Regions from separate parts of the Homo sapiens genome. Here region 2 is linked to region 1. The links are chromatin loops, found by intact Hi-C in ENCODE. Cell type or tissue: GM12878. All regions are shown on one strand. Each heading gives the region's core, and the rest is flanking DNA. Links, peaks and the distances in the headings are about the cores only. Region 1 overlaps LOC102724977 (a long non-coding RNA gene). Region 2 has its middle 130 kb from the start of LINC00221.

Region 1 (2,821 bases), core at 169-2,668:
TAGATAAACAGGTCCCATGTTGTTAAGATAGCTCATTGTTACCTACCTTTCAAATGTTGTGAAGTCTCACATCCCAATGATGAAAAAATAGTGGGAGAAAAAGGGAACTAAACATAGAAAATAAAGGAGGAAATAACCAACAAAAAGGGGAAACAATCCTGGAAAACTGATATAGGCTTTGGAACTCTGAAGGCTGTACATGAGTAGGATAAACAACAAATATCTGAGACAGGTCTCAGTCAATTTAGGAAGTTTATTAATATGGTTTGTCTGTGTCCCCATCCAAAACTCATTTTGAATTGTAGTCCCACATTTCCCATGTGTCATTGGAAGAACCCAGTGAGAAGTAATTGAATCATAGGGGCAGGTCTTTCCCATGATGAACTCATGATAGTGAATAAGTTTCATTAGATCTGATGGTTTTCTAAAGGGGAATTCATCTGCACAAGCTCTCTCTAGTCTTCCACCATGTAAGATGTCCCTTCCTTTTCTGACATGATTGCGAAGTGTCCCCAGCCACGTGGAAATGTGAGTCAATTAAAACTCTTTCCTTTATACGTTACCCAGTCTTGATTATGTTTTTATCAGCAGCAGGAGAACAGACTAATACATTTGTTTTGCCAAAGTTAAGAACCCAACCATAACCAGCCTCAGGAAGTCCTGAGACATGTGCACAAGGTGATTGAAGTACAGCTTGCTTTTATACATTTTACAGAGACATGAGACATCAGTCAATACATGTGAAATGTACATTTTTTTTTCCTGTAAGCCAGGACAAATGAAAATGGGGGCTTGCAGGTTAGAAGAAGATAAGAGACAATAGGTTGCATTCTTTTGTGTCATTTATTATCCTTCCACTGAATACACAATTTAGTCTGACTCAGTGAATCTTCATTTTTACATAAATTATAGTGGGGAGGAAGAAATCATATATGTATTTGTCTCAGGGGAGACTTAGAGGAATGCCTGCTTTCCTGCCTTTCTGAATCAACTGTTCTAAGTTTAAGTTTTTGTAGATGACCAAAAACAAAAAACAAAAACAAAAACAAAACAAGACAAGACATGAGTTACAAGGAAGAAATACTAAGAGATCCTGGGGAAGACCTTTGCTTTACAAGGTCAAAAAATAGCAAGTTCAAAAAGGAAACCCCACCCTGCCCAGGGACCTAATGTGGAGCTGCCTCCTAAGGGAACCGTGGTGTCTGAGCGACCCCTGCCGTCCTGAGCGCCCCCTGGTGGTTCTGAGCGCCCGCTGGTGGTTCTGAGCGCCCCCTGGTGTCCTGAGCACACTCTGCTGTTCTGAGCGCCCGCTGGTGGTTCTGAGCGCCCCCTGGTGTCCTGAGCACACTCTGCTGTTCTGAGCGCCCACTGGTGGTTCTGAGCGCCCCCTGGTGTCCTGAGCACACTCTGCTGTTCTGAGCGCCCGCTGGTGGTTCTGAGCGCCCCCTGGTGTCCTGAGCACACTCTGCTGTTCTGAGCTCCTGCTGGTGGTTCTGAGCGCCCCCTGGTGTCCTGAGCACACTCTGCTGTTCTGAGCTCCTGCTGGTGGTTCTGAGCGCCCCCTGGTGTCCTGAGCACACTCTGCTGTTCTGAGCGCCCCCTGGTTTAACTGAGTTCTCTCTGGTGTCCTGAGCATCTATCTCCTGGCGGGTTTGCTGTGCAGAAACTCCTTAGTTAATTAGGTCCCACTCATCTATTTGTGTTTTGGTTGAATTTGCTTTTGGATACTCAGCCAAAAATTATTCGTCAAAGTTGGGGTCGAGAAGAGTATTTCCTAGGTTGTCTTCAAGGATTTTTATGGTTTGAGGTCTTACATTTAAGTCTTTCATCAATTTTGAGTTAATTTTATGTATGTTGAAAGTAGACGTCCAGCTTCAATCTTCATCACATGGCTAGCCAGTTGTCCCAGCACCATTTATTGAACAGGGAGTCCCTTCCTTATTGCTTGTTTTCATCAGCCTTATCAAATATGAGATGATTGTAGGTGTGCAGCAACACACCACTCAGAATGGCTATCACGAAAAAGTCAAAAAACAATGAATGCTGGTGGGACTCTGGAGAAAAGAGAACACTTATACCCTGATGAGAAGAATATAAGTTAATCTTGCCCCTTTGGAAAGCAGACTGGAGATTTCTTAAAGAACTTAAAACAGAGATATCATTTTACCCAGCAATCCCACTCCTCAGTATACACTAAAAAGTAAGCAAATAATTCTTATTTGTGCGCACATTTGTCAGAAGCCCTCAAGCTGTACATTGAAAATCTAAGCATTTTTATGTTAATTTTATATCATAAAAATAGAAAATAGACAATGGTAGGAAAATATTTATATTGATATTAAAATCCTAATAAAATATATATGAAAATTCAAATAAAAAATGTAAATGTGATTACAATAATTATTAAAATGCATTCAGCTGTAGTGGAATTAAATCCAGGAAATTAGAAAGATAAAGGTGACATATTAAAATGAAAAATTAATAAACACATTTCACAGATAAGTAAAACATGGCTAAAAATATGTGGAACATTTTATATTATTAGTAATACAAAGTAAATAAACTCTTGATATAACATTTTGACCTGTTTTATCAGGATAAATGACTAATATTTTGTGTAAAATCACAACATGTAAACAATTAAAAATAACCAAAATCAATTATGAATTACTCTAATAATTTATATTTAGTTCATCATTAATTTTGATTCTTCAGGACATGTTTTTAGAATTATTTTATCTTAATGTTTAATATGAATGCCTACACATATATGCATAGGTCTGTGTATTTGTACATCTTTTTTTCTTTCTTTCTTTTTATT
Region 2 (2,821 bases), core at 161-2,660, 50 kb before region 1:
TCAGGTTTTCATATAACAAACCACGCAGCCAGGCTCATTTAAATTATCCATACTCAGTCCATATAGGATCAGCAGCTGAGTATAACAATCACATTGAACTCAGACAAAACTGGGCCCAATCCAATGTTTACTGTAGCTCAGAACAGCTTTACTGACTCACTGAACTTGGAGATTATTTCTTCCCTGAAGGAACTGTGAGGGTTGCTGTGAAGCCTCTGCAGGGTTGGATTTTTTTTTGCATCAGCCTGTCATGCAGGGTATTCTGAATGATGTAGACCTTTACACTTAGATGGTAATTATTCCTAGTGTTGTGGAAATGGCTGGCAGTCCTCAATTCCGTTAATTCCTTTGGTTCATCTGAGTGTCTACAAGAATCTGATGAACCTCAGGACTCTCCTTCATAGAGGACTGCAAAGATTGTCAATAGACTCAGTGCTATGGACAGAGGGAGCTAATGGAAGATTCTCAGTCCACTGATATGTTGGGTGAGCAACTTAGGACACATCCAAGAATGAACCATTTTTGTCAATGCCAATCAATATTAAATTCAAAGTCAAGATTTTCAGTAAACTGGAGTGTAAAATTTTCATGATTCTGGACAATGGGGTCTCAAACTTCATGGTATGCAGAAGAAATGAGCTCATCATGGTTAGACAGAAGCTTCTTTACCTAGGAAGTTAGTTTTTCAAACTAAAGCACCAGAGACATGGTTTCCTGAGATCTTGTGAAAATTTATCTACTGGAGAAAAAAATCAGAAAAACTGATCTCAAATAATTGAAAGAAACCGTATAAGAAATTTTTAACAACACAGCCATGAAACTCCAGCCATGAAACTCCAAAAAACTCCAGTCAATTTTTTGGTTCATGTCTTACAACTCAAGAAGCAATGAAGAAATCTGCAAAATTGGAAGCTTTCTCCAACAGAGATCATTTTCCCTAATTGAGCAATAGAACAGTATTTATAAAGAGATACTTTTTCATGGGACCTCCAACTTACACAGATTTCTGTGACCTGAAGAATTTTCCCTAAAAGAATCATCCTCTAGACATCTGTGTATGCAAAAATACATTGTGTATATTTGTGTATGATTAATCTGTAAAAGCCTTTGGCATATTGAACAAACTTCATGTAAAGGTGATAACTTTATCACTTACTGTGCACTCACACTTTACTTGTTTCAAAAGTTCATCACCCTTGTGATGCAGCAATAGGTGCGTTTGAGAATGTGCTGTTGCTTCAAGTGAACACATTCTAGATCCTCATTTGACTTCGCGGTTTCATATTGAGTATCGACATACCTATGACTGAAAGCCCAACATTTTTATCCAACTGAGTTTCCTTTTATGATATCATTCTGAACCCTGCTAACAGCCTCCATCATGCATGCTTCCAATCTTTTGCTTTTGAGGGAGTAAGGGATAAAATTAATCCTTGCTTTAATGTGAGACGCTTTCTTGACTTCTATCATATTTATTAGAAATTCTCATGGAGAGCCATAATCAAACATTATTTGTTTATGGATCATACCTCAAAACTGAAACTGTTTTTCATAATGGCTATACCACTCTATATTTTCACAATTATGGAAAGCAATATAAAGGCACCAAATGAATTAAAACTGGAAATGTTATATGACCAGAAATTCTGCTTTTAGAAATATACCCAAAGCAGATGAAATTACCACCTTGTTAAGATAGTTGAATCCTATGTTTATTGAAACACTATTAATCTTAGCCAATATATGGAAACAATCTGAGTGTCAGTAGATAGACAAATGGATAAAGACAATGTTGTATTTATACACCATAGAAAACTATTTAATCTTGCAAAACAAGAAGATGCTGCCATTTGCCACAAGATGGATTCATTCCCATAACCACTAACAGGGCACACCATCCATTATAGTTCCTCCCTAGGGGATGGCAGATCCTTACTCAGTAGTAAACACTGGCAGTGATGGGAAGTAGACTTTTATGAACTATTGAATTTTTCAGCATAACATATCAAAGTCTTAAAATATTCTGCTGTGTCCGCATGTGATAAAGTGGAGTCTAATATTAGAGGTAAAATTAAAAGTGCAGGGATCTTCTAGACACCAAGTCATAGCATGATCATGTCTGTGTACTTGAGGGTGTGGACCATAGGTCATGAATACTAGTTGGAGTGGTTTTGACAAAAGATGTTCCAGGGATAAAACTTTCTTCAACTGGCCAGAGGCTGCACAGGTGAGGCAGAGGGTCAGTGAGGGCACTTCCAGTCTAGGGCTGACTCCTGTAGCTGCTCCTAGGACAGGACACTTAGAGATATAGAGTCTCAGTCCCTGTCAGTCACGTGCAGTCACAACCATCCCTATAAGTCAGGTCTGACATCTGAAACACTCAACTTGAAAGCAGTCACTGGGCAAAGGAGAAGAAATAACAATGTCATCACCTTCATGAACACAACTCTGCATTCCTCTCAGATCTTCGCCTTCTCTAAGGACAAAGTGATTGGCTTTTCCATTCCCAATGTTGACTCTGAAGGCTTGAAGAAAAATCTTGATGTGGCACAGCTTTGCCTTTGCCTTTATAAGAGAGAGACTGAGGTCAGACTCCCCTGCATTTGAAAGTTTTATTGTTGTCTCTCTTTCTGGCTGAATTGAAGTACTGCCTTGCCAAAAACCACAGCCATTAAGGGTGATGAAGCCTTCTTGATTCTGATGTTTCAACTTGGGACATACGAACTTCTATATCAATTGATTCATGCAAATCTCAGGAGAATAATTACAAAATAACTCTCTAATTCATCAGTATTACTCCAATACTAGGCTGTTCTTACTG

What was found. Hi-C counts contacts between places; a loop is a spot of excess contacts. Peaks named below come from ENCODE experiments on the same cell type or tissue, not always from the same donor. Only the 100,000 strongest peaks of a DNase experiment are listed, where the experiment ranks them.
Region 2: it touches region 1 in a loop (12-fold over the local background); 1 of 110 quality-filtered maps calls a loop at or near these places.

The regions. Positions count from the first base shown.
Region 1 is chr14:106,662,694-106,665,514 of GRCh38, forward strand. All of the region lies in intron 1 of LOC102724977 (a long non-coding RNA gene), which reads left to right. It also overlaps IGH. Among named protein-coding and RNA genes, the nearest start is that of LINC00221, 180 kb to the left of the region's middle. In GM12878, for the core only: CTCF peaks have their summits at 1,219 (motif pointing left) and 1,620; DNase peaks (open chromatin) are centred at 1,228 and 1,636.
Region 2 is chr14:106,612,211-106,615,031 of GRCh38, forward strand. It overlaps IGH. Among named protein-coding and RNA genes, the nearest start is that of LINC00221, 130 kb to the left of the region's middle. In GM12878, for the core only: no CTCF peak of the experiment used is centred there; a DNase peak (open chromatin) is centred at 1,251.